Regions from separate parts of the Homo sapiens genome. Here all the other regions are linked to region 5. A link is a contact called in ENCODE Hi-C or POLR2A ChIA-PET data. All regions are on one chromosome and are shown on one strand. The core of a region is the stretch at or near the end of the contact, and the rest is flanking DNA. Distances in the headings are between cores, read along the strand shown.

Region 1 (5,263 bases), core at 2,764-5,263, 6.5 Mb after region 5:
TACATTGTATGAGCTGACTTCTAAAGTTCCCTTGAATTCTAAAATTTTATGAACCAGAGTAAGGAAATAAGTGGTACCCTTTAACTTACTAAAAAAGATGAGTAGAAAGAATTTTGGCTTTAGCCAAAAAGACAAAGGTTCAATTATAGGCCCTATCACTTAGGAATGTGTAACGCAGAGGCAAAGTTATTCACTAACTCTATGCTTCAAATTTTTTCAATGTGTAAAAATAATACCTTAATTTAGAAGTTTGTTGCAGAAATTAAATACACACACACCACACACACATAAACTTCCTGGCACCTAGGAAATGTTCAAAATTTGGTAGGTATTATTCAACGATTCAATAAATATTGTGTTTCAAAGGGTAATATTTTCTATATCATTTATTACTTATGGATATACTTAAAAAATGACTTGTTCTCTGCTATGTGTCATTTGTTTTTCAGACCTCAACAATGCATGCTTGGGATTCTTTTCCACTTCTATACTTTCTGCAATTCCTGTTTGTATGTAAGTAGATTTTATGAGGTTTTCTTTAACTTTGCTTTTGCTGTTTTGTTTTTCCACCTTTATTTGATATAAAAGTGGGCTTTAACAGCAACACACATTGGCTATGTCACTGGCTTTGGCTAAAACATTTCTGCTAAACTGGACAATATATCCAGTTTAATCAACCACACTACCAGACAGATGTTTTTTATCTCTCACAATGGCTAACTCACTGCTGAACACTCCTTTATGAAATTTTTGAGTAAGTAAATAAAAACCTAGGGTATCTGATTAGAAATTTTGGTTATTAATGAAATAAAGATATTTCTTCCCATCAAAAGTATCCCATTTCTTAATGAAACAGATCAACACTGAATGCTCCAGTCAATACTATCTACTCACCAAGCATTCTTCAAATGGCACGTAACTGCTCTTTTGTTATACTTCCAGAATAATTTGCAACTGTACAGATACTTTAGTTAGCAATTAAATATCAGGTTGTCTGTCAGATACTTAGTTGAAGAGTACACTGCTTAACATCCCAGTGTTTGGGACAGATAAGAAAGAAAAGTCTTTACCTATTAATTAGTATAGAAAAAATATTTTTCAGGAATACAATTTTGTGGAATAAAAAACATTTTGACAAAAAAGCTTAAGCATATACAATATTTAGTACTAGATGAGCATTATCTAATTGCAATCAGATACAATAATAAAACTAGTTCTTTTTTTCAGTAGATAAAAAGGAACAAGAAACTGATACTTGGAACAAATCAAATAAATCACGAAGCACAGAATTTTAAAAAGTACCATAACAGCATTAATATGCAGAATGTATGCTAAGGTTTACAGTATAAATTTCACTATTCTAATGTTAAAATAGGGAACAGGCAGATTATTTCCATACAAAATAATCTCAGAACACAATGAAATTTACCAGTAAAATACATTTAAAGCATGATTGAATATAATCCCACATACTGAAATTTAGTTACAGATTTTTAAAGTTGAAATTTAAGATAAATAATAAATCCTTTAAAGAAGTCTATTAAAATGCAACGTAAAATTAAACGATTAAAATTATAAGGGAAGAAAAAAGCACTTTATGGCAAAATCAACCCAATAAAAAACATAAAGTTAATATATCTTAAAATGTAAATTCTAGTTTAAGTTAAAAGTAATCACTAATAACTCATTAATGATTACAACTCATTAACTGTGGCAAAATAAACATCATAGGTTCTTGTTATGCGGAAATTTTATTTTTAACACAGCCTATAGAGTTGATCATCATACTATTATAAAATACTATTGATTTTCAAGAAATAATATTAAAACCTACCGTTAAGTAGCTACCATTAGGTAGTAGGGAAAACACTGCAACACTTCGTTTTTATGAAAAGCACATGTTAGGACATCTTTCCTCATGTAGTAAGTTACTTTATGAAAGTAAAGGTCCATTTTAGGAGGATTACTACTTTTACATCACAAAGGCAAGAACTAGATTAATCACGGTGAGAATCAAGTTCAGTGATAGTCACAGCCTACTCAGGGAGCACATAGAGAAGCTTTCCATACATTTTCACAAGGTAAAAGGGCTAGGGGGACACAGGAAAGATCACTCTGCAGAATGGACCTTGAGTTTCGTTTGGCTCTGCCTTCGATTAACTGTCTGGCTTGGGCAGACAAGTCAGTTAACTTTCTGAGTTTTAGTGTCTTCCTCTGTCAAGTGCACTTGGGCTCTTCCGTGTTATCTACAAAGTTAGGAAGAGCTAAAGGCAGCCCTAGTTTTACTTTTTAAAAAATAATAACAGAAAAATACATAAGTTGCTATTCATCAGTGTACTGTTTCCAGAGCTGAATTCCTAAGTCTCTGAAGCATACCCAGTTAGGGTTATACCAGTGAAGATCCAGATACTATAGTCATAATGTCACTCTCTCCTCTCCCATTATTCCTCCACCTGCTCCTCCCCATCCTGCTTTATTCTCTCTTCTGGTGTGTTTTAAGAAGCAACGCCAGCAAACGGCTGCATACATTGTAAGCTTAAGGATTAAATCATTTTAAAATATGCATTTTCAATCAAATGTATCATCTGCTTCGCCAAATTCCTCCCAAATGGCTGAATTTTCATTAAGAGAATAAAAATGAGTTAACAACTTCGGTAACAGAAATGTACTGGGCCAGTTGTTTTGTTTGTTTTACTTGCTTAAAAAATAAACGGAAAGATGTATCCATTCCCTCAGGAACATAAATGCATTACCTGCCCAATGAAAAAACAATTCTGCTTGTTCATTTCCCTGACACAACAGCTTCGTTGTCAGGCCCTCTCTAGCCCAGGCTCCAACGTCACCTAGTAATTTTATATTGATCACCTTGGCAGTGCTTGGACTCCAGCAGGCATAGTCCCTGTCTTCCTTACATTCCTCAAAATAAATAAATAAATAAATAAATAAATAAATAAAACTCTACGAAACACCACCGAACAGAGATTCTGTGACTTAGTATACAAATCCCACGTCTTCCCGCCCTGTGTTAGGCAGCTGCAAATGTTATTTTTTCATCGCTTGCATAAAATGGAAGCGAAACGTACCAAAACCCTACATCTGAATCCTAGGACAATGAAGCCGACAGGAAGCCACTCTCTCCTCCCCCGGGTTTACTACAGAGCCAGAGCCTCCACGGGGTGCAGTCGCCAGGCAGGGTGCATGACACCGCGTCTTCCACGCCCTCCCAACGCGTCCAAAAGGTTGCTCGCCTGACCTCGCCAACCGCCTCACACCCCAAAACCAATCACACAAAAGGGATTGGCCCGGGGAGCTGCTCCAATGGGGGAAAAATCCCTTCCCCAGCGGCAGCGCAGCCATTCCCTCCAATGCTCCGCCCGCACCCCTCGCAAACTGCTACGGCGGAGGGGGGAGGGCTGCACAAAGCCAGTCGAAAGCTGAAAATGATTCAATGCACTTAGGGGATGCGGAGGCGGCAGCAAGGGGCTCGGGAAAGCCGGGGGGCCGCAGGACTGGAGCTCCGGGGGGCGGCGGGTGGGGGATGGGAAGGGTGGTCCCGTCAAGCCCCGGGTCCCAGGCGGGCAGAGGGTGGGGGTGGCGGCGCCGCGCGGAGCACCCGGGAAGCGCCCCCTTCGCGGTCCAGCCCCGCACCCCCGCCCCGCGGCGGGCGGCGCCCGAGTCCTCGCCGCAAACCCGAGGAGCAGGATGTGGAAAGCAGCCGCGGCGGTGGCTGCGGCTGCGGCGCCTACACCGAGCAGCCGATCGCATCACTTACCCCTTACCGTGGAGAGAGGGACCGGACGGGGGAGGCGGGGCGCGTCGCGTCCCGTGAGTCTCTCGCACGCCGTCCTCCCCCCACCTCGTCGTCGTCGTCGTCGCCGCTGTTGTCGTCGCTGCCGCTGCGGTCGAGCTCCGGGGCCCTCAGCTCCGCTGGGCAATAACGTTATTCCACACACGCCCCACACATAGCGGTAACGGCAAAGACCGACTGCCTAGTGCGCAGGCGCCTCGGGAAAGGGCGAGGAGCCGGACCCTATCCCCTCCTGCCCAGTTCCAACGATCCCTTACTGCGCAGGCGCCACACACAGACAATGAAAAGGGGTTGTGCGAGGGTCTCACCCACACGCTTTTCCAGCTTGCCCACTGCGCAGGCGTGCCCCGAAAGACCAGCTTGAACAATGAAGAGGACCTCGGCGTTAGGTGGGACCGCAACCAACAAGGACTACAGTTCCCAGCGGGCAGAGCGCCAACTCCAAGTGAAGGTCCGGTTGCTGGGCATGCTAGGAGTTGTAGTGTCGGCCGCCTTTACAATCTAGGCTGTTTGGAAGATTTAGAGCTTCTATTTCTTGAAGATTTATTCGACCGTTTTAAAAAATCTCGCAACTGAAGCAGGGTTCAGAGTTTACTATCTGCGTCCTTGAGTAGCCTGGGGATCAACTGCTGCATATTAGCAAATTTCGAAGCGTCAAGGCCTTCAGTGAGCCCTTTCTGTCATTTGGGTGGTCCAGGCAGCTGAAGAGTGGGATGGAGGCGGGACTAAACCAGGCTGGGCTGGAGGAAAAGGGCGGGGCCTGCAAGCCTGTCTCTTGGCAGCAGGCTCTGGCAGCCAAACCGTCCAAGCTAGCGCCTGGAGCGCAGTGGTTTCTGGGAATTGTAGTGTAACTGGAAGGCCCTGAGGATTGTCGAGCTTGCAGGTTCTGAACGTGAGGACTACAACTCCCGACGTGCAAAGCGAGGGCCAGTGGGTGGGAAGAGCCCCCAAGAGCTCTGTGCGGGATTCTAGGCTCCCCTGTGACAGCCGCGGCAGGAAGCAGGCGGGCGCTCCCCGGCCACAGGCCTGTTGTTCTCGGAAGGGAGAAAGCTGGACATTTCCCCACGTAACTCCCAGCTCTGGGCCTAGAGTGCGTGCATGGCGAAGTCCCCGGAGAACTCTACCCTGGAGGAGATTCTGGGGCAGTATCAACGGAGTCTCCGGGGTGAGTTGCTCCAAACCTCTGTCCCTAGCCCCGAGGTGCCCAGGGCCTAGTGGGCGGGAGCAGACCAGGTGCGTTTCCTAACACCTGGGTTCTGCCCCGTCCACGCTACAGAGGAGCAAGATGGATGTTGCTGTGGTCTTGAGGAGGATGAAATAGTTTGATTTAGTTTTTACAGTTAAGCAACGATGTTTCCTCAGATTCCCGTAGTTACCTCAATCAACTCCTTGATCTTAACTTGGCATCTTTCTCAACCGGCGACAGCAGAAACTCTTGGATAGCTCTATGCCATT
Region 2 (5,008 bases), core at 659-3,158, 7.9 Mb after region 5:
CTCTCTCCCTAACCAACTCAACATCTAACCCATTAGCAAGTTCCACAGACTTTACTCCAAAATATTTAAACTCTAATTATTTCGGTCTCCACCACTATCAGCCACAACGAAGCCACTTGCTGGCATGCACTTCTGGAACAGCATCCAATTGGTGGACTTGATTAACTTTTGCCACATAACCACCCCCAAAACTTTGTGACTTAAAACATTATTTCTCACATTCTGTGGGTTGGCTGGTCAGTTCGTCCGATCCATGTGGTTGTGGCCAGGGAAGGATAGTCCGGGAGAGCTTCACATGTTCGCAGTTGGTTGGTTGTCAGCTGGATGTGGGCCGTGACTTGACCACGTGTCCCTCATCATCCATCAGGCTAGCCCACACTCATTCCTAAAATGGTGGTCACAGGACTCCCAAGTTCAGCAAGAGGGCAAGCCCCAACTCACAAGTGTTTTTTAAGCCTCTGCTTGCACGATGTTAATGTCCCACGTCCACAGCAAGTCACAGTCCAGTGCAGTCAGTGGGGGTAGACACCACCAAAGAGTATAATTTGGGAGACTGGAAATAATTTGTGGCTATTTTCACAATCTGCCACACTCATCTCCCTATTTCCACCTCCTTTGCCTCTCTGAAATCCATTTTCCACACAGCAACCCAAGTAATCATTTTTAAACACACGCACACTCATTTCACTCCCTGGTCCAAACTTATGGCTTCGTTTAAAATACAACCCCTGTTATGAATTTTAAAATCCTTCCGGGATCTGGCCTCTGCCTACCTGCCCAGCTCATCTAGTACCGTCGACTCCTTGCCTACTGTGTCCCAGCAAGAGTGATCTTTTGTTTCCTTGAATACAGAAAACTCCTTCATGCTTCAGATCTTTGCATTTGTTCCCTTTGACTGAAATACTCCTCCCCCTCATATCTGCGGGGCTGGCTTTGTCATTCACATTTCAGCTTAAAACTCATTACAGCGATCTTCCCCGTGCAGCCAATTTAAGAATGACTTCACCTTACTTAAATTTTCTGCAAAGCACATACCAGTGATATTTTGTATGTCCCTGTTCCTGTTTATCACGGCATTCCCGAGGGCCTACAACACTGCCTGGCACATAGGAAGCACATAACAAACATTTGTTGAATTAATGCAGAGCTGCATACTACGTCCCAGGATTGTGCTAAGCTACGGTTACTGTACCCTTCCCATCTCAGCAGGATAGTTTCACAAAATGTAAATTCCACATTGAGGATTAATTGGATGCACGTTACACCTCATCCCACACCAGTAACTCGTCTTCCTCTATTTCCCCACCACTCCCCTTGCCAAATAAAAGGTGAGGAAGCATTTGGAAAACTTAGGGTCATCACTCTGGTCTTTTGCCACATTTCGCTGGCTTCATCGAGCTCAACGCAACATGAACTACTAACAGCAGCAGCACCTGAGATGAGAGGGTGAATGAAGGTAGGAGATTTCACCGCCCGCGGGCGGCAAGGGATCTGCCGCAGCTCTAAAGCACTGCATGCTGGGAGTTGTAGTCTCCCGGGGAGGCCTGGTCTGGTAGGACCGGGGCCCCCGCGGCATGCAGGGAGTTGTAGTCGAAGGGCTGTTGAGACTCCGCCTCTGCACTTATAGTAGCAAGGGGGAATCCTCACTGCATGCTGGGAACTGTAGTCTTCCTGGGTCCCCGTTCCTCCAGGACGCGGAGGCGCCGGAGTTGCCGCCATTTTAGGTCCCGAGGTGCGCCGGCCGAGAACCAGAGCGCAGGCGGGCTCAGTCCTGGCGCCGGGCCGGCCCCGCCCCCGGGGCGCCTGGCGCCCGCCCCTTGCTCAAGCCCCGCCTTTCCCCACGTGTCTGCCGCCTAGGGGAGGTGCCTCATCCGGAGCGGGCCGCCAACGGTCCGGCCCCGTCCGCACAGACGCTCCTGTCGGCGGCGCCCGGGAGCGGCTCGGCTGCCCGATGCTTCCGCCCCGGCTGCCGCGGGCCGGGCTGTACGCTTAGTGCCCGGCTCAGGCCCCCTGAAGCGCCCGCGGGGGTGAGAGCGGCCTCCGGCCCCGCGGAGACGGAGCGGCTTGAGGACGAGGCGGCGGCCGCGGGGAGGAGGATGGGGGCTAACCAGTTAGTGGTGCTCAACGTGTACGACATGGTGAGTGCGGCCCCTGGCGGCCCCGAGCCCTGGCCCAGGCCGGCTTCCTCTCGCCCGTGGGGCTCGGACCCCGGCCCCAGGCGCTTCCTGCCTGGCGTCTCCGCCTCCAGCCTAGTTCTCGGGGGAAGCCGGGGGTGAAGGAGGGAGTATTGTTATTTTTTAATCCTCGCACTCGTCGACGCTCCGGTGAACCCAGTCAGCCCGAGGGTTTTGGCCAAAGCTCGGGTGGGCTTGAACCTCTCCCATCCGCTCAGCTTGGACCCGACCCCGGCTCTGGGCCCGACCCCTTGGCCGACGTGCAGTGTCCTTTCGGCAAAGCTTCCGTTGCGTTTCCAACCCCACTTGCCGGCCCCCGGGGCTGCCCCGGGACCCCCGTCCCGACCGCCTGCGCTCCCAGCTCCTCTGCTTCTGCCGAACTGTCCGTCTCTCTCCATGGCTACGTCTTCAGAAACTCCCAAGCCCCTCTAAGTCCAGAAGGTCACAGCTTTCGGGTGCCTGTGCTAGAATCTCTTCAAAGGTGAACAGGAGCCAACACACCCTTTCCTTGTGTGTTAAAGGCAACCTCGTTAAAATATGAATGAGGCTAACATTTCTCAAGAAAATAGCCCAGCTGAATTATTTAGAGATCCTGGTGGTGCTCCTTTCCTACACTCTGAAGACCACTTTCCAGGTGATGCAACAGGTGACGTGACCACGGGAGAGGGAAGGGAAGAAGTTGTTTATTGTATCATCTAACTTTGGAGTATGGCAAGCACGCAGAATCGAGTCCAAGAACTGGTTTGCCTGATTTTTGCAGTGAAATGCCCCCAGAAAAAAGCACCCGGTAGAGAATTGTCGTTGCAGTTAGATGCATGTTTGGGTGTGTTTGCTTGCTTTGTTCTGTAGAATGGGTTTTTGTTCTGTAGACTGGATTAGTACCTCTGACTGCAGTGCTTAAAATTCCTTGTAAGTTGACTGACAAATGAAAAATTGCCCGTCGTTATTTTTGTTGGCTTAAAGATGCAGGAGAGCAGAAATACTACAGGCCAAGAGTCTTATACAGTTCTAAACTTTGTATTCCCTTGTATTATTTATAAGTTTCTAAATTTACAGTGTTATTATATCTTGGGTAGAGTGGGATTTCTCATGCCATATCTGGGAATTGTGTCAGAAGGGTGTAGGAACTGCCTGCCACTTGAGATGAGTCCTCTGTTGAATTCTGATGTGAGCCTGGAGATGAAAGGAGATGAGTTAACATGCTGAGAAAAGTGGAACAGGACAGAAAAAGTTGAAGAGGAGAATAAGCCAAACAAAAGATCCTAGAAAACCATGGCACTTTGTAAGTTCTGTGGCCTGTGTCACTGGTTGAGAAATAATTCTCTGGATTTAAACTTTTTGTGTTCAGCTGAACACCTTTATCTTTCAAGACTCTTAACTGCCCTTTTACTTTCTCTGTGCACATCCCCCTAATCTGAATTTGGTTTGTTTTTTATTCATGAGGGCTATTACTGTCTTTCAGAATATATTCTGCTCTTGAGATCACAGTGTGCCTTTTCTCCTAGATTATTAAACAAACCCGTATTTAAATTAGGAGTATACAGTGGCCAGAAGCCATGGTTTCAGAGCCTAAAAGAATTTGTGAGAATAGAGGAAGAGAGTTTTACCTTTTATATGAAAACGAAAATGCATGTTTTGGCATATAGTGGGCTTCTTTACACTTGAGGCATTCTGTGATACAGGAAAATCTGCAAATTGTGGTCGATTGGGAAAAGCTAGAGATGGTATTCAGTATTTTCGAAGGGAGGACTGTTCTGAACGATGTTAAAATATTGACTAATGAGCGAGATCTTATTCTTCACATCAAGTTTGTAAAATAGGTAGTTAGAGAAGCAGCAGACAGGGGAGAGAGTAAGTGATCTGCCTAAACAACTAAAAATACAATCTAGAATTTGTAGACCAAAATCTGATTCACTATCTTCTCTACTAATTCCTGCACTTATGTCTTTATATTGCTTTTGCCTGTGAACAGGAGATGAAGCATATGAATGTTTATCGGAATGATAAATAGTTGAATTATTAGACTTTTAATAAACTTGGTCTTATATGTTCTTTTGAGGGCTTTGAGTGTTTTATGTCACTAATTCAGCAACCTACCATTACTTATTATTTTTGACCTGGTAGAAGCCACAAGGATGAGTTAACTGTCCTTTCTTCTTTAAGGAATTTAGAGTATTGTAGAGGAGATACACAACAGTGGCAACAATTCAAGACAGAATAGCATGGTTTTGATAAGAGCAGACAAGGATGCAAAGGAGGAGACTATGTAGTTGTAGGATCAGGGAATGCTGAAAAATCAAAGGTATGAAACTTGAAGAATGGGTAGCATCCACAAGGACAGAGAACAATTGACGTGAACAAAATGGCAGGAATAGGGAAAGCGCAGGTGGGATTTGGGAACTATCAGCTGGTCCAGTATAACTAGAGTAGAGCATAAATGAAAGGAGACAAAACTGAAAGTTTGATTAGAACTTCTTTAGTCAGATGTGTTGTGGGCTTGGGTGAAGGGCTGAGGGGGCTCCTTGAGCCAGCAGAACCATTTAAGGTTTTCATGGAGGGGAACAGTGTGATCAGTTGTTTAGATTGAGATACAAATTTTGGTCTGTTATACTAATTTTTCTCAAGTCAGTTTTGGTTTTTGAAATATTTTTGTTTGATGCCAAGGGTAAATTCCTTTTATCTTTGGTAATTCTTCCTATTCATCAGAGATGCTTTGGATGAGGGTTGCTGTTGTCTGTATAGGCCTAGTACATCAGCTGTCTGGTTCCAACTCTGTAAATATGAAAATCAACCTTAGGGATGCCCTTATAATCATGGTTATAGGGACCTCTTGC
Region 3 (5,044 bases), core at 253-2,752, 7.7 Mb after region 5:
AAAACAAAACAAAACGAAACAAGGTAAATCAGAGAATATTTGCAGTATTTGCATTTAGCTTTTTAACATACCTGTGATTTCATTGTTTCTGCATGCTCAAAATGGTATTCAAGGGGGCCTATAACTTACTAGAACATATACAGCATGGCACCATCATATCATGCCATGCATGTTCAAAAACAAATATTCTTGCAACCTAAACAGATAGCAGTTAACTTCAAATATTACATTATGCTTTGTTTTGAAAGTGGTTATTGCTCATCTGCTTAGAATTTTGAAACTGGAGAGAGTTATCTGAGAGCCTTTACAAAGGCCTTACCCTGTATGCTGCGTCAAAGGAAACGACAAATAGGAAGAAAGGTTACACTGAAAACCACGTGTCTCCCGTTAGAAGTACATTACCACCTCGTTTTCCGAAAGTTCACTTTCGATGTCACCTTAACAATGCAAATATTTATTTCCAAATACTCAATTTGACATCCATGTATTTACTTCCCTCACTTTTTTTGAACAGAGAAGGGATTCCTTCCTCTGGGACCAACTAGTAAAAGTAATTTCTCCTTAACTTTCATGTATGGAGCACACTGTAAAAACAAAAACAAAAACAAGAAACTCAGGGCCCTAAAACAACAGTCCAAAGCCCAGAGGTGGGTGGGTTTGGATGTCAACAAAGTGGACCAGAGGAAGCAAAGCACTGCATGCCACGGTCCTGCAGATGGGGGATCGGTGAGTCTGATTTCAGGACGTTTCGAAACAATCCACTCCCACTCCGCCGCCCTGGGCGGGGCGGGGGGGCGGTGATGGGGGGTTCTGCCGTCGCGCCGGGTCTCCGCCCGCAGTCGGAAGAGTTGGGAGCAGGCCTCGGGCGGTAGCTCCTCAAACTCGGACCGCATCCCACCTCCACCCCGGCCTCAGTCCCGGCGCTGAGCACCACTCGCCAGACGCAAAACTGCAACTGCCAGGCATCGCGCATCTCTCAAAGGCTCCCCGCCAGCCCACCTCTTCCTCCAGGGCCACCCCAAGTTTCACCCGACGCTCCAGGTCAGGGGTCCCCGACCTCCCGCCATTTCTCCACGTAGCCGCAGCTCAGGACAGGAGGAGAGAGCCTCAAGGTGACACCTCATTTTGGCCAGTGGATCCGGGTTCTGGGTCCGAGTTCCCGGGCACCAGGAGCCAGGCAGCCCGAGCTCCCGGGCCCGGCTTCCCATGAGAGGCCCCGTCGCCTCACCTGGCAGCGGCACACGATGTCGGCGTCCTGCGCCAGCAGGTCCACCACCTTCCCTTTGCCTTCGTCGCCCCACTGCGCACCGAGCACCACCGTCACCCGGTTTCCTCCGGGCCGCGCCCTGGGGCGGCCGCAATCGCCGTTGGGCAGGGAGGATGCCGCCGGGTAGGTCTCGGCGAACGCCATGGCTCCAGTGACGCGAGGAGAGCCCGAAGGAGAGGCGGCCGGCGAGGAGTGAGCGAACTGAACTGCTCTGCGGCCGCCAGCCACATGCAGAGGAAGAAGGAGCCAGAGGCCGGCCCCGCCCCCGCCCCGCCGGGCCGCCACCCTCCAGCCAGTCCCCGCCCCGCTCTCCGCCACAGCCCGCTCAAGGGGGTACCATGACTGCCCCGCGCAGGCCGGCCTCGGCAGCACCGCCCGCAGGAAGAGGCCCTGGTGGCGGCAACGGCCGCCACCCCGGACCGAGGCCACGCCCCTTCCGCGGCCTGGCGCGCCACTCCCGTGCAAACCTCGCGAGCGGAAAAGGTCAGGGGCGGGGCTTCGAGAGCGCTTCTCCTTCAGCACCCCGCCTACCCGCTCTACCTCTCGCTTTCAAACTGGAGAGGCGCGGAAGCGCGTGTGGAGCGTCGGACTACAAATCCCAGCATGCAACGCTCTGGGCTGCGGCGGTGTATTCTGGGGCCACTGTGTCTGCCATCTGCAGGTTTGTCTGGATTTGTCTTTATTAAGGAATGAATGTGTACAAAATACAAACTGTGGAATTTCGCAGTACAAACAGCATAAAATCGGAACGTGTAAGTGTAGAATTGGAAATTAAAAGTCCGGAAGTAACAGAGATGGGGACAGGGATCAAAAAAGACAAAATTCAAAAGTAAGGCAATAAGATAAAGGACATGAGACCTGAAATCAATAGATCAAATAAAGTCCTAATCCTCATTTTACATAGTAGTAACAAAGGCTCAGAGAGGAGGAGTGGATTACCTATGTCGCATATAGTACATATATGCAGATACCGTCATGCACTTCTTTATTTTTTAATCCCCACAACCATATAAGGTAGGTGATCCTCTATTATCCTTATTTTACAGGATTTAAAAGCTGGGTAACTTGCCCTAGTGAGGCTTGAATTGGTACTTCGATAATCTAAGTCCAGAGCCCATGTCCTTCCTGTAGATTCCACTGTCTCTCAGTTACATTTGTAACTAGATTCTGGTGTATACCTACTGTTCATCTAATGCCCTTTCGACACCAACACAAATTAACTATGATGTTTAATTCTGATAAAAGGTGCTTCGAAAAAAAGTGGGAATGGAATCACATTATATGTACCGTCTCCCAAATCGCCTGTACATACTGTATGTTCACTAATGGTCCCTAGAGTACACTTTAGTATTTTATTTCTAGTCAATGAGTTAAGTCAGGAACATTGAGAACCTGCTATTAACTAACTAAGTGTCCTGGGCACTGATAACATAGGAGAAATAAAGATACAATTCAGCCCTCAAGGATTCAAATTATTTGGTCTATTGATTAGTAAACAATTATAATACTATGTGATAATTGTTGTCTATCTTGGCCTTATTACAAGATCACAAACATTTTGGAAACAAGAATGCCATCTATTTCTTTCTAGTCAAATGCCCGAGGTAGTGTTGGGCAGATAGTAGATACTGAATAAGCACACCTTACTAGTCATTTCCATTCAATTTTTTAAAATCATTTATGGGAGACTGATTTGAGTAATAATAAAACTCTGGTTTCCTGCACAGCCAGCTCTACATGAATTACTCTTTCTCTATTGCCATTTGCCTGTCTTGATGAATTGGCTCTGTCTAGGCAGTGGACAAGGTGAACCCCTTGGGCGGTTACAAATTTGGGGGCTTGTCTGGCATTGCCTTTGTGGCTACCTACTCGTGGTTCAGTGGCCCCCCTCCAGCAATGGATCCAGAAGCCTGCCCAAGCGGCCACCCAGTTCTCTTGGACTGGGGGCTGACTCTGGTACTCTCTCTACTGGTGGGGTGCTGCCAACCCAGTGTGCATGGATTTAATTGCAATGGAGAAATAGCCCCGGGGAGACGTCCCTTAACTGTAACCCTATCACAGGGTGTCTGTCTGTAGCCCCATTGCAGGGCAGGGTGTCTGGATTGGTGAGTATCCTAGGTGCTGCCAACGCCTCCTTTCTCCCAACTGGTTCTGTAGCCCTATGGTGAGGTGTCTGTAGCCCCATTGCAGGGTGTCTGTTCGGCTCCTGGGGGGGTCTCATTTGGCTCTTTCTAACTAGTAGGAAGAGTCCAGGTTTGGGAGACTTCTCCTGAATCAGGAAGATTTCAAGGAGGTTTCTCAGAAGGAGAATAGGAGGATAGTTTGGAAGGGATACTCCCGGAGTTCTTGGTTAGGGATCTGATTGGGAACGCCTTCTGTCCTCTCGTCTTTGTGTGCGTTTGTATATGTGGAAGGGATCTCAGAAGAGGTTGCTGATGGAAGTCCAGCAGACCTAACTCAAAACCCTCCTTATTTGTCTGGTCACATTTGATGAGCCCTACAGAAGGCTCAACAGGCCTGTCTCGGGGTGACTATCTGCTCTTCGTCTTGCCCAGAGACCCCATTGTGAATTACCGTTCGGAGGTCATCCCTCCCCACCTGGAGTGGATCAAAGACAACAGGGACCAAAGAGAAAAAGTTTTTGAGCTTTGCCAGGCTGATATTGGGAGCTGAACGAGGTGGCTAATGTGTGTTTTGTTATGTGTGTTTTGCTGGGATGGAAAATGTTAATTCGGTTCCCCATGCAGCCCGCTGGGCAGCATCTTGCAAATTAAGAATCTCGTCTATGTTTCCATAAAACAGTAAAGGGTGATTTTCTCTTGTAAAGTGGCTTGAACCCCACAGCTATAGCACAAGCAAGCAGGGTCATCAAAAGCCACTCCATTCTTCTGGAAACTGCAGAGAAAGGGAACCCGGAAATCTGGTATGCCGGCACAGAGGGTATGAAATTCTTACCGGACCGGTTTGTGGTCTCTCTCTCTCTTTCTCAGTAAATAGTAAACTGTTTACCTCCTCTGCAAGGGTTTGATAAATGGAAAAAAGGATTTGTGAGACTAGTCTTAGGCTGTAGCAAATCTGGTGTAGTTTTGTGCTAAGAATTTGTCTTTCTGTGTTCTGTAGTGGATAGATGGGTGTCACAGGATAGAACGTGGGTTTAGGACCCCTATAAGCCTGCTTTTCAAGCCGGCTTGGCAGGCTGGTCAGTTACAAACTTTGCTACAGGTCCCTGAAGCCAATACTGTATGAAATTTCTCTGTCTTGTTTTGTGTCCTGAAGAGCTTAACTTTGTGACCATGTGGAGATACTTTCTCTTGGTTTCCACCATCTAGAAGACAGGAATTTGGGGATTTTTAGGTTAGCCCTAAGAATTTTCTTGAGCAGTTAAAAGCCTTTGCAAGCTTGAAACTGGCTTCTGTAGGCTCCTTCTGGGAAGCACAATAGAAACTGCTCAATACTGTGTAACTCAGTAGCTAAGGTTTTGCCTCTTGACAGTGGGGGGTCTGGGTTCTATTCCTGGCTTCTGGAATGATTCCCTTCTGGTTTTTTATTTCTGTAACTTTGCCATTTATTGAGGTTCCCGCGTCCCCCCGCTCCCATGAATAGCTTCTGATTTCCTGTCTTGAATTTTCCTTTCTCTAAACTACCCTGGGGGAGATTCTACATCTTGTAGAAAAAAAAACTGCTTACCATCTCTTTGAGACACCTGTGTGTCCATGGTTATAAACTTAGTTAAAACTTAATTTCAGGTGGGAAGTTACCTGTGGTAGAATTCAAAAG
Region 4 (5,674 bases), core at 3,118-5,617, 5.1 Mb after region 5:
TGTCCAATTGTATGTATCATGGAGAAAAATAAATCAGGGAAAGGAAAATTAGGTATCCCAAAGTAGGGCTAGGAATTGCAATTTTAAATAGCATAATTGGAGAATATCTCACTGAGAAGAAACCTATGTGTATTACTGAGCGAAGTAAAGGACCAAGCTACGGGGCTATCTGTTGGAAGAGCATTCTGGGAAGAAGGAACAGCGTATGCAAAGCCCTAGAGGTGGGAGTGTACCTGGCATATTCAAAGAATGGCACGGAGGCTAGATGGCTAAAGTAGAGTGGGCAAGAGCAAGAAGAGTGGGAGTTGAAGTCACATGCACATGAAGTTACAAGAATGTTCACAGAAGCAGTAGTAATAGAATCTTGAAACCACTCAGATATCTATCAATAGTGGAATGAATAAATTATAATGTACTTACATAATGGAATTCTACATTGAAATACAAACAAAAAACAAACTATAGGTGCTCTCGATAATACAGATGAATCTCACAAACATGATGTTGAGTAAAAGAGGCCAAATGCTAAAGGATAAAAACTGCATCATTTCTTTTATATACATTTCACAAACGAGGCAACACTTGCAGTAAAAAGGCAGATTAGTAGTTAGGACAGAGATATCTGATTGGAAACGAGCTACGAAGTGTCTTCTGGGAGGGACCAAGTAGAAGCAATATATGTTCATTTTGTGATAATTTGCTTAGGATTTATGCTTTCTGTATGTATGTTTTACATATATAATATAATGTAATAGTAATACAATATTACTATTTATAATAGTAAATGGAGGAATTTGAGACAGGAAGTACAGGATTTTTTTTTTCAAAAAGTTTTACGATAACAGGAGCAGAGAAATGAGGGGAATACTGAAGGGTTATTTTAAAGATGGAAGAAATGACTGTTACGGAAAGCTCACTTACTCATATTTACCATTGCTGCAAAACACCTGTTCTATTGTTTACTTAATCGATTTTCAACTTAAATTTACTTAAAAAGCAAGTTTCATGTTAACACTGTGTCACTTGCCATAATAGAAATAACCGTAAAAATACAATGGACACAAAGTCATTCGATTAAAATAATTTAAAAATGTAAAAATAATTGAATGCAATCAAAATCAATCAAATTGAGCTGCAAAAATGAGCGCCTAAAAATAAGTTACTTAAACAGAAAACCAGAGCCGTTGATGATCAGTCAGAAGAAAAAGGATATTCTGTTCCATATATATGTAATAGTCACCAGCACTGTGCACAATTCCTTCATCTTCACCTTTACACTGCATACATACTGTTTTGAACACCTATCCACATTCATTTTAACAGAGGAGCAAAATAAAAACCTAGTCCCATATGAGGTGACAAGACGATGCTGACTTGCCCAACACTTGAGGTTGTCCCTTGTTCCCATGTCTCTGATTTGGAGGGAAGTTGAGCTTTAGAAAAAGCTTCCTAATGCTGCTGACTAAAAAGAACCCCCACTCCTATGTCTCTTCTTAGAAATTACTGGTGTATGCATCAGTGTGTGTGTGTGTGTGTGTGTGTGTGTGTGTGTGCATGTGTGTGTGTGGTGGGGAAGGTGCTGCTCAGCTGTGGTTCTAGCAACCCTGCCTGAAACCAGGCAAAGGCAGGAGGCCATCTAGAGGGCACCCACAACTCTCACTAGGCCCCAAGTCATTGGCTAAGTTCCACACTGTAGAAAACACTGCCCTATAACAATGGAGACAGTATCTTCCAAATTAAAAATCAGGCAACCTGATATTTCAACAAGATACAGTATTTAAAGATAAGAGCTGGCCGGGCACGGTGGCTCACGCCTGTAATCCCAGCACTCTGGGAGGCTGAGGCGGGCGGATCACCTGAGGTTGGGAGTTCGAGACCAGCCTGACCAACATGGAGAAACCCCGTCTCTACTTAAAATACAAAATTAGCCAGGCGTGGTGGCGCATGCCTGTAATCCCAGCTACTTGGGAGGCTGAGGCAGGAGAATCGCTTGAACCCAGGAGGCAGAGGTTGCAGTGAGCCGAGATCGCACCATTGCACTCCAGCCTGGGCAACAGGAGCGAAACTCTGTCTTAAAAAAAAATAAAAATAAAAATAAAAAATAAAAAAATAAAGATAAGAGCAGCCCAGAAAACCCATAATAATAGTGCCATACCTAGGACATTCATGTATTAGTCCACACATTTGAAATGTTTAAAATCAACACTAGTGCTACTGGGATGTGAAAATTCATAGACATAATCCCTGCCCTCAAAGTAAGGTTGCCAGATAAAATTACAGAATGCCAAGATAAATTTAAATTTCAGATAAACAGGGATTTCTTTTAGTATATGTCTCAAATATTGCATTAGATATATTAAAAATTTATCTGTTGTTCATCTGAAATTCAAATTTCTGGGTGTCCTACGTTATTATTTGCTAAATCTGGCAACCCTACCTCAAAAGGTTTTCAGTCTATTGAAGGGCAAAGACAATTCAAACACAATGAGAATATGAGAAGTGTCAGGACCAAAGAGCCATCACAGAATGCTTGTGCATATCAAACAAATATCTAACTTAGGGAAGACATTTGGAAACTGGTAACATTGGAACTGAGTCTTAAGCTGGAAACATATGGGATATACCATTTATTTCAGCATTTAATAACATGCCATCATGATTTGTGACTTAACTGTCTCATAAACATGTGTTTTGTCTACAGAACTAGATCTTAAGTTCCTTGAAGACACAGGACATCTCTTTATGCCTCCATGCCACCTGGAACTGACAGGCACACTTAAGGCAGTAGTAAATTACTGCACACATTGATGCAAATGGTTTTGTCCTCCCAAAGAGTAAAAATATTCTGTTAGTGAAATGTATTGTAACTAGTGTTTTCTTTTCCAATTTTAGTCTTTGAACACTGCAGCCAAGAATACAGTTTGAAACCTTGGGAGTCAAATTCACAGTAAATACATGAGCCGTTCACAGTGCAGCAAACTCTCATGTTAGTTTTATGACAGATCCAGTGACACTGGAATGGACACCTTTTTGATTTTGGGGTTCCTTCCTAAGACCCCCATGTGTGATATATTCATGGTTGGATTCTAGGTACTGAAGCAGTTACTACAGCTGGATAGTCCAATGAGTGTAAGAAGGCTTCTCTACAAACACATGCTGCCCACATCGAAGTTCCTCTTTAATCTACTGCAGTTTGAAATTGTCCCCCACTTTCTCCAAGAGTCCACTCCAAGCTAGTTTAGGGTTAGGTCTACCATAGCCTTTGGAAGAGGGAGGGAAGATAACTTTTCTCATCTCTCCTAGTCCCAGCTCTAAAGACCAGAACCAGGGAGAAAGCAACACAGCTTTTCCAAACACATTCCCCAAATGTGGCACCTTTTCAACAATTTTAGTAACAAATTTAAGGCATCATAGATGCCTTTAAAATTGGCATGATAGATGTTAGAGTGATCATAAAAAGACTTTAAAAGAGGAAAAGATGTAAAGAACGTAATCAAATGGGGAGCATGTTTAACAATGTGCTCACTTCTTCCCCTTCAATTCCTTGAATTGAGTCTGCATTATCATTCCTATTGATCTTTGAGCCCAGAACATTACTTTGTGGTCTGGCCTAAGGTTTCTTCCAATTTTTTAAATTACAATATCCCTAAGAGGACAGCGACGAGGTCTGGGGTGTTATGAGGATTGGAAACCTAGCCACAAGTGACCATGAAAGTCCAAAATGCCTCTAAAGTCTTTGTCTCTAAGGCCCATTTTCAAGGTCTTGTTATATAGCTAATTTTTCCCCGACTTATGTCAAAAATAAACGAAGCTGGGTTCTAGGTAAAATGGTAGGGGCAGATTTTAATCACTACTACTACTGCAATGGGGAAAAGAACCCAGCGTGAACTGAATTCAATTTCGATTTGTAGAGGCAACCGGGCGTTTTAAAGAGAATGAAGGAATTAGGATGGGACTGATGACGCCGAGGGGGACTGAGCAACTTTTTCAGGTTTGAAAAGCCTCAACATCAACGCGCGACGGCGCTCTTTCAACATCAGCCTCCAGAACTGGGGCTGCAGCCAGGAGGGAACTACAACGCCCAGCAGCCCCGGCGGGTGTAAACACTCCCAACTTCCGAGGCGGTGCTCACCATCGGCCATCAGCGCCAGTGCCACTCGCGCCCTCAAGAAGCCGCACGGAGTTCGGGCCGGCAGCAGCGGCTGCAGTCGTATGGCAGTGAGCCGCTGTCTACCCAGCGAGACGGAGAGCTCAGGACGCAACCCTATGAGTTGGAAGCCGCAGGAGGCGGAACCGGGTTGCGGGATACGCGTTGACGTCACATCCTCTGGGCGGGGCCGCAAGGAACCCGCGCAAATTGAAAGGTCAGCCTTTCGCGCGCTGTGTAGGCAAGTTACCCGTGTTCTGCGTTGCCGGCCGTGGGTGCTCTGGCCACAGTGAGTTAGGGGCGTCGGAGCGGGTTTCTCCAACCGCAATCGGCTCCGCTCAAGGGGAGGAGGAGAGTCCCTTCTCGGAAGGTGAGAGGAGCGGGCTGTGCGGAGGCTAATGGGTGGGTTCCCTTGGGGGTCGACCTGCGCGTCACCTCCGACCCTCCTCTCGGGATTCGGGTCTTCCAGGAAGGGAAGGAGAGGGTCTGGCGTGATCTTCCCAACCCAACAGCGGAGCCCTTAGCCTGAGTGGAGTATGTGTTTTGTTCCGAGGGGACGTCTGGCAACCAGAGGTCTGCAGTTCAGTGAACGGAGGGAGATAAGAGAGCAGACGATTCCGGGCTGGAGCAGGCGCCAGGGTTGCCAGACTTACCTCATTTTTCCGCAGAAGCTGGCAGTCCAGGTTTTACATGCAATCTCTCCACCTTTAAATGTTGACAAGTACATTTTCCCATAATATTTTGCAGGCCTAAGGAAACGTGTCGTCTGGAATGGGCTTGGGGGCCACGCCTGCACATCTCCGCGAGACAGAGGGATAAAGTGAAGATGGTGCTGTTATTGTTACCTCGAGTGCCACATGCGACCTCTGAGATATGTACACAGTCATTCTTACTATCGCACTCAGCCATTCTTACTACGCTAAAGAAGAAATAATTATTCGAGGATATTTGCCTGGCCCAGAAGAAACTTATGTAAATTTCATGAACTATTATATCCGTTTTCCTCGGAGTGAGAGAAAACTCTTTTTAGATATCATCTGAGAGGTAAGAGACTGTTTTTCTGAAACTGTGGCTTGAGGACCACCTGCATCCAGATTAACTGCTTTGTTTAAAATTCATTCACAGCAGAACTAGTGAATCCCAGTCACTGAGTGGAGTTGAGAGTCTAAGAACCTCTGAAATTTGAGAACTGCTGGACCAGAGCCTTTAGAGCTCTGATAAGGTGTCAACAGGGTAAAGCTGCCTCCTGATCCTGTACTTTCTTTCTTCCTTTCCTTCCAAACTTAACGTTTGATAGGAGAGATTTGTATTATGAAATGCTAAGCAACTGCTCAGTGCCCATTACTGACTTTTTATTGTAGAGTGGGGGGAGGTCGTTTCATCAGAAAGGGTTGTGACAGTTCCAGAATCTCTGTATAGAAAGGGCTTAGGGGGCTGCAACCGGAATGGAAGGGGGTGGAAAGTTAAAGCATTTGTCTTGAAGCTGTATTTGCATAGCAGACGCAGTTTCACAGTTCTTTAGGGTAG
Region 5 (5,424 bases), core at 1,501-4,000:
GATGATGATCTCATAACTAAACTAACCTGCAACAAACCTATTTCCAAATAGGGTCATTAAGGTCATATTCTTTTTTTTTTTTTTTTTTTTTTTGAGTCTGAGTATCTCTCTGTTGCCCAGGCTGGAGTGTAGTGGCTCAATCTCCACTCACTGCAACCTTCACCCTGCCAGGTTCAAGCGATTCTCCCACCTCTGCCTCCAGTAGCTGGGATTACAGGCATGTGCCACCACACTCGGCTAATTTTTGTGTTTTTCTTTTTCTTTTCTTTTTTTCTTTCTTTTTTTTTGAGACGGAGTTTCACTCTTGTTGCCCAGGCTGGAGTGCAATGGCACAATCTCGGTTCACTGCAACCTCCCCCTCCCGGGTTCAAGTGATTCTCCTGCCTCGGCCTCTCGAATAGCTGGGATTACAGGCATGCACCACCACACCCGGCTAATTTTGTATTTTTAGTAGAGACGGCGTTTCTCCATGTTGGGCAGGCTGGTCTCGAACACCCGACCTCAGGTGATCCGCCCACCTCAGCCTCCCAAAGTGCTGGGATTACAGATGTGAGCCACCACGCCTGGTTAATTTTTGTATTTTTAGCAGAGATGGGGTTTCACCATATTGCCCAGGCTGGTCTCGAACTCCTGGCCTCAAGCGATCCACCAGTCTCGGCCTCCCAAAGTGCTGGGATTGCGGGTGTGAGCCACTGCACCCGGCCCAAATAGGGTCATATTCTGAAGCACTGGAAGTTAGGGCTTCAACATATCTTTGAGGGGGACACATTGCAACCCATACAGTATTCTTGGAACTGTAAATCGCGTTTTTGTACTAGAAATTCACTGCCCCTTTAGGCACTATGTATTCCTCTAATCTTATTTGTTACTCTTTTACGACTTTAAGAAATACAGAATTTGGTCAGTTTTAGCTGAGAGAGTAAACTTTGATGACTTGCATCAAACAGGGACTGGCACACAACTCCTGGAATTTCCAGTAAGAGAATGTGAATGGGGGACAGTTGCCGACTAGGTGCCTGAAAGATCATTTTTCAAGAAACACGTCAACAAACTTTGAGGGATACATGATAATTAAAAAACTAGCTTCAACCCGGGAGGCGGAGGTTGCAGTGAGCTGAGCCAAGATCGTGCCAGTGCGCTCCAGACTGTGCGACAGAGTGAGACTCCGTCTCAAACAAACAAACAACTAGCCCTTATAATCTTTTTTTTTTTTTTTTAGACAGGTGCATCTTTACACAGTTAAATTTCACTACTTCTTTTTTTGCAGATAAAAACTCAGGAGTTGAGAAATGAATAAACATAATAATAAATATGAGAAAACCATCATGATTTATCAAGCCTGGATAAATAATTTAATAAGTTCAGCATAGAAGACCTTGCTTTTTTTTCTTTCCTCCTTTTCTTCTTCTTTTTTTTTAACTTATTTATTTCAATAGGTTTTTGGGGAGCAGGTGGTGTTTGGTTACATGAATAAGTTCTTTAGTGGTGATTTGAGAGTTTGGTGCACCCATCACCTAGGCAGTGGACACTGCACCCAATGTGTAGTCGTTTATCCCTCACCTACTCTCACCCTAGCCCTTATAATCTTAAGATTTTTGGCTATTTAGGGCCATCTCATTCCTCCCTCCCTTCTTTGTTGCATTCTCTCTCACCTACTCCATTCCCCCCACCTTCCAAGTAAGACCATCTTTGGTAAGATGGTCTTGGTAAGAATGTGATACGCATTATAATAATTTTTCAAATCTTCAAAATTGAGGTATAATTACATACAATAAAATGAGAATGGCATGCAAATTTGTGCCTTTTTTAAAGCTTAGTAAATGTCATAATTTGGTTATAGTTTTTATTTTTCTGGATGCATTTGCTTTTCCTTACATCTACCATGCTCAGCCTTACAGAGATTTTTCTAGATGAATTTGCTTTTTCTCACATCTACCATGCTCGGCCTTACAGAGCTGCCCTTTATTTTAGAATTCCCTAAAGTGCTGTGTTGTACACAGGGAGCTTCTCCTGACTGGAACAACCTTACCTGGTACCACTCTTCCTTCAGGACCCAGATTCTTCTTTGAAACCTTTCCCTGGCCCCTTTGAATACTCTAGCTCTTTTAAAATGTATGTGGTTCTTTTTTCCCTGTTCAATTATTAATCTAACTAGGTTGTGAGTTCCTCCTCCAAGGACGTGAGGGTGCGATGTAGCTTGTCTGATTTTGCATTCCAAGTGTGTGCCCCAATGCCTGACACATAGTAGGTGCTCAATATATGTTTACTGTCAATAAGTTACAATTAACACCCCCATATGGTAATTCAGAGTTTTCATAGCGCGGTCAAACGATCTCATTTAACGCCTACTACAACCCTAAAAAATTCTAATTACTACCATCCTATCATTCTTGTTTGTAGAGTGTGGAGACTGAGAGGTTAACTGTCTTGCCCAGCGCAAGTCAACAGCAAAACGGAACTAAAATTTCAGGCTCGACACCACACAGCGTGTCGAGATCAGCACGAACTTGGCGCTGTGACTTTTCCTTAGAGGGGCCACTTAGGCTTACACTTCCGGATCCTGGGCACACAGAGACGCGAAAAGCTCCCGCGGGAAACTGGGGAGCGGGACTACATCTCCCAGAGAGCCCCGGGGCTAAACAGCAGGTGATTGGTTGATATTGACAGCCAATGCGGCTGCGAGGAGCTCGGGCAGACCAATCACAGGCCGGAAGGGGCGGGACCTCCCACGCCGAGGATAGATTGAGCGCAGAACTAACCGCGCTCTGAAAGGTTCTAAATGTCTGCGGGGCTCAGAGCCGGATGTCACGTCGTCCTCCTCTGCCGGTTTTCTCTTGGGTCCTTTTCCGTGCCGTCCCGCGACTCCGCCTCTGGCCGCGCGTGTCTGGCTGCTAGGCCGACACCAAGGACTGGCCGGGTACCCGGGAAGAAAGCACGTGCTCCAGCAGTTGCCGCGCCCAGCCCCGAGAGAGGCCCTAGGGCGCTGCGGGCTTTCGGGGTCCGCAGTCCCCCCGCGACGCGAGCCAACGGGAGGCGTCAAAAGACCCGGGCCTTGTGTGGCAGGCTCGCCTGGCGCTGGCTGGCGTGGCCCTTGGCCGTCGTCACCTGTGGAGAGCACGTCTTCTCTGCCGCGCCCTCTGCGCAAGGAGGAGACTCGACAACATGTCACCCGCGCTCCAAGACCTGTCGCAACCCGGTAACGCTGCGACCCCGTCTGCGTGGTTGGGTTGTGTTTCTTAACTCGTGCTGTGGCCTCCTAATCCCTGGGGCGATTCCCTTCTGCGGCGGGAGACGCCCGGCGGTGTTTCCCCGCGTGTGGGCGGCACCTTTAGAACTTAGCGCAGGAGCCCGGAGGGCTACGTGTTTTGCTCCACTCTTTGTCCGACCTTCACCTCTTTCTCCCCAGGCAAGCCATCAAAACCTGCAAAAAGCGTCCTCCCCTCGCCCCCGAAACACATTCTTAACGTCACAGTAACTAAACTTTCCAGTTCCACGCAGCATAAACCAGCTGGGCCCTCTGGAAGTTTTTTTTTTTGCATGGTGTGACGCTTATTCGTAAATATGTATTGCGCACCTACTGCGAAAGAAAGTTCAGGCGCGGAGAGACAGACGAGGAAACTCAGAGAACTATTTAAAACTACTACATGGAACTTTTTATTTTCTGCTTCTACGCACGCTGCTGCAAAACTGCAATATGCATAGACTCACTATGTTAAAATAGATGAGCAGACCCCACCTCCAGATACCGAAATGGGAGGTAGTAATTTCAAGCGATTCTGATGTTGGTGGCCCTGGGATCAACAGTGAGAAAAAGCTAGTTTAGCACGAGAACTGAACGTAATGTTAGCTTTATAACGAGCTCTAGATCTCTAAGGTCATGCCTGATTATAATTTGAGGACAAATACACCCGTAAAAACGGGTGAGGAGATGTAGAAACGAGAATTAGTGATAAGTACAAAACAGTAAATATCCTATCACATAGTGGGGATGTTTAGCTTCAGGAAGAGGGGGAATACTAAATTCGTAACGCACAAGGAAATTTATCAGAGGTTAACCGGTGACTCTCTTGATTCTTGGGTTCTGATAACGGGACTGATATAATTGTTCTTGAAACTAGTGGAACTGTGGCTGAGAAACACATCACTGCTGTTATTAAATAAGATATAAACCTCCCTATGAGAGGTTTATATGTTATTTAATATATTAAATAAGATGTAATGAGGTTACATCTTATTTATATTTAATATTTAATTAATAAATGTAAACCTCCCTATAAGAGATTTATATCTTATTGAATAAATGATCATAGGGAGATCATATTTATTTGGAAAACATCTTTTACTCATGATTTCTGGCCTCCCCCTTCCCATTTAATTTAAACAAGTAAAGTTATTTCCCTTTCATCTGAATTTAGGTGTCATTATCAGGAGCAAAATGCCACTGAAGACTTAAAATACTGTGAATAGTGAGTGATTTAAAAAAAAAAAATAAACTGAAAGGAAAATTGTTGAATGTTTGAATCTTGCCTAGTCCCCTCACCCCCAAGGCTGGCTTCTAGAGTTGAGCACTGAGTGGAGTTTAACCAAGTCTAGGGCCTCTGAAGTTCTGAATCAGGCCATTGTGCCTAGAAAAGACCTTAGATGTAGTCCAGCTTCTGTCTATGTGAGCAACTTTTATTGGGATTAGAATCAGGTTTTAACTTCCTAATAACCCTTAGTAATTTACTGGCGTACAATCTTAATGAAATTTTAATGGAGAGCTGGGAATTCCTGATTCTCAAGGTTGGGCCTTAAAACTAAATGTGACTTCAGACCATGGTTGTGTGCCCTGGGGAAGGAGGATGGTGGGCTAGCAAATACATCTTGGGAGAAAATTTTAACTACAGCTTCTAAAAGTTTCTTGGTTTCATCCTTGCTTAGGACTGTGAGTGTTATTTGGAACTCAATTGATGAGTGATTAATGAAGGAATGAATAATCCAGTGAATTGGTATCAATTGATGAGTGATTAATGAAGGAATGAATAATCCAGTGAATTGGTATCAGCCTAATTCTTCTCCGGCTTATTAAAATCAAAGGGGGAAATAATATATATTAAAAATGGAATACTGCACAAGCAAAGAGATGCCCCCAAAGAAGCTGGGCGCGGTGGCTCATATCTGTAATCCCAGCACTTTGGGAGGCCGAGGCGTGCGGGTCACCTGAGGTCAGGAGTTCGAGACCAGCCTGGCCAACATGGTGAAACCCCATCTGTACTAAAAATACAAAAATTAGCTGGGTTTATAGTGAGCGCCTATAACCCCAGCTACTCAGGAGGCTGAGGCAGGAGAATCGCTTGAACCCTGGAGGCTGAGGTTGCAGTGAGCCGAGATCATGCCACTGCACTCCATCCTGGGTGAGAGAGTGAGACTTAGTCTCCAAAAAAA

The links. Hi-C counts contacts between places; a loop is a spot of excess contacts on that map. ChIA-PET counts read pairs that join two places held with the same protein, here RNA polymerase II (POLR2A). Pooled maps may share reads with other maps.
Region 1: a map of CD8-positive, alpha-beta T cell shows a loop between it and region 5 (28-fold over the local background). The contact joins the promoter of CEP170 here to the promoter of MTR in region 5. A Hi-C loop is called at or near these places in 2 of 168 maps with a recorded cell type or tissue (CD8-positive, alpha-beta T cell and naive thymus-derived CD4-positive, alpha-beta T cell) and 12 of 50 pooled maps.
Region 2: a loop to region 5 is called in a map of CD8-positive, alpha-beta T cell, with 12 times the contacts of the local background. The contact joins the promoter of DESI2 here to the promoter of MTR in region 5. A Hi-C loop is called at or near these places in 3 of 168 maps with a recorded cell type or tissue (CD8-positive, alpha-beta T cell and naive thymus-derived CD4-positive, alpha-beta T cell), 2 of 37 single-sample maps with no recorded cell type and 14 of 50 pooled maps. POLR2A ChIA-PET finds 5 or more read pairs at or near these places in 1 of 52 experiments (OCI-LY7).
Region 3: a map of naive thymus-derived CD4-positive, alpha-beta T cell shows a loop between it and region 5 (14-fold over the local background). The contact joins the promoter of ADSS2 here to the promoter of MTR in region 5. A Hi-C loop is called at or near these places in 2 of 168 maps with a recorded cell type or tissue (both naive thymus-derived CD4-positive, alpha-beta T cell), 1 of 37 single-sample maps with no recorded cell type and 12 of 50 pooled maps.
Region 4: a map of CD8-positive, alpha-beta T cell shows a loop between it and region 5 (8-fold over the local background). The contact joins the promoter of EXO1 here to the promoter of MTR in region 5. A Hi-C loop is called at or near these places in 1 of 168 maps with a recorded cell type or tissue (CD8-positive, alpha-beta T cell), 2 of 37 single-sample maps with no recorded cell type and 9 of 50 pooled maps.

What each region holds. Positions count from the first base shown.
Region 1 is chr1:243,251,268-243,256,530 of GRCh38, forward strand. It overlaps CEP170 (centrosomal protein 170), which reads right to left and starts at 4,014. Exons shown (of 20, transcript NM_014812.3): 1 at 3,773-4,014. SDCCAG8 (SHH signaling and ciliogenesis regulator SDCCAG8) reads left to right here and starts at 4,774. Exons shown (of 18, transcript NM_006642.5): 1 at 4,774-4,973. The coding sequence starts at 4,907.
Region 2 is chr1:244,651,218-244,656,225 of GRCh38, forward strand. It overlaps DESI2 (desumoylating isopeptidase 2), which reads left to right and starts at 1,909. Exons shown (of 5, transcript NM_016076.5): 1 at 1,909-2,138. The coding sequence starts at 2,097. RefSeq lists enhancers at 580-1,153, 1,413-1,572 and a silencer at 1,653-2,422.
Region 3 is chr1:244,450,407-244,455,450 of GRCh38, forward strand. It overlaps ADSS2 (adenylosuccinate synthase 2), which reads right to left and starts at 1,503. Exons shown (of 13, transcript NM_001126.5): 1 at 1,229-1,503. The coding sequence starts at 1,411. It also overlaps a transcript of CATSPERE not described here. RefSeq lists silencers at 683-962, 1,403-1,892.
Region 4 is chr1:241,843,837-241,849,510 of GRCh38, forward strand. It overlaps EXO1 (exonuclease 1), which reads left to right and starts at 4,368. Exons shown (of 16, transcript NM_130398.4): 1 at 4,368-4,517; 2 at 4,895-5,191; 3 at 5,276-5,380. RefSeq lists an enhancer at 4,064-4,403.
Region 5 is chr1:236,792,542-236,797,965 of GRCh38, forward strand. It overlaps MTR (5-methyltetrahydrofolate-homocysteine methyltransferase), which reads left to right and starts at 2,751. Exons shown (of 33, transcript NM_000254.3): 1 at 2,751-3,196. The coding sequence starts at 3,163. RefSeq lists enhancers at 2,777-3,066, 3,167-3,356.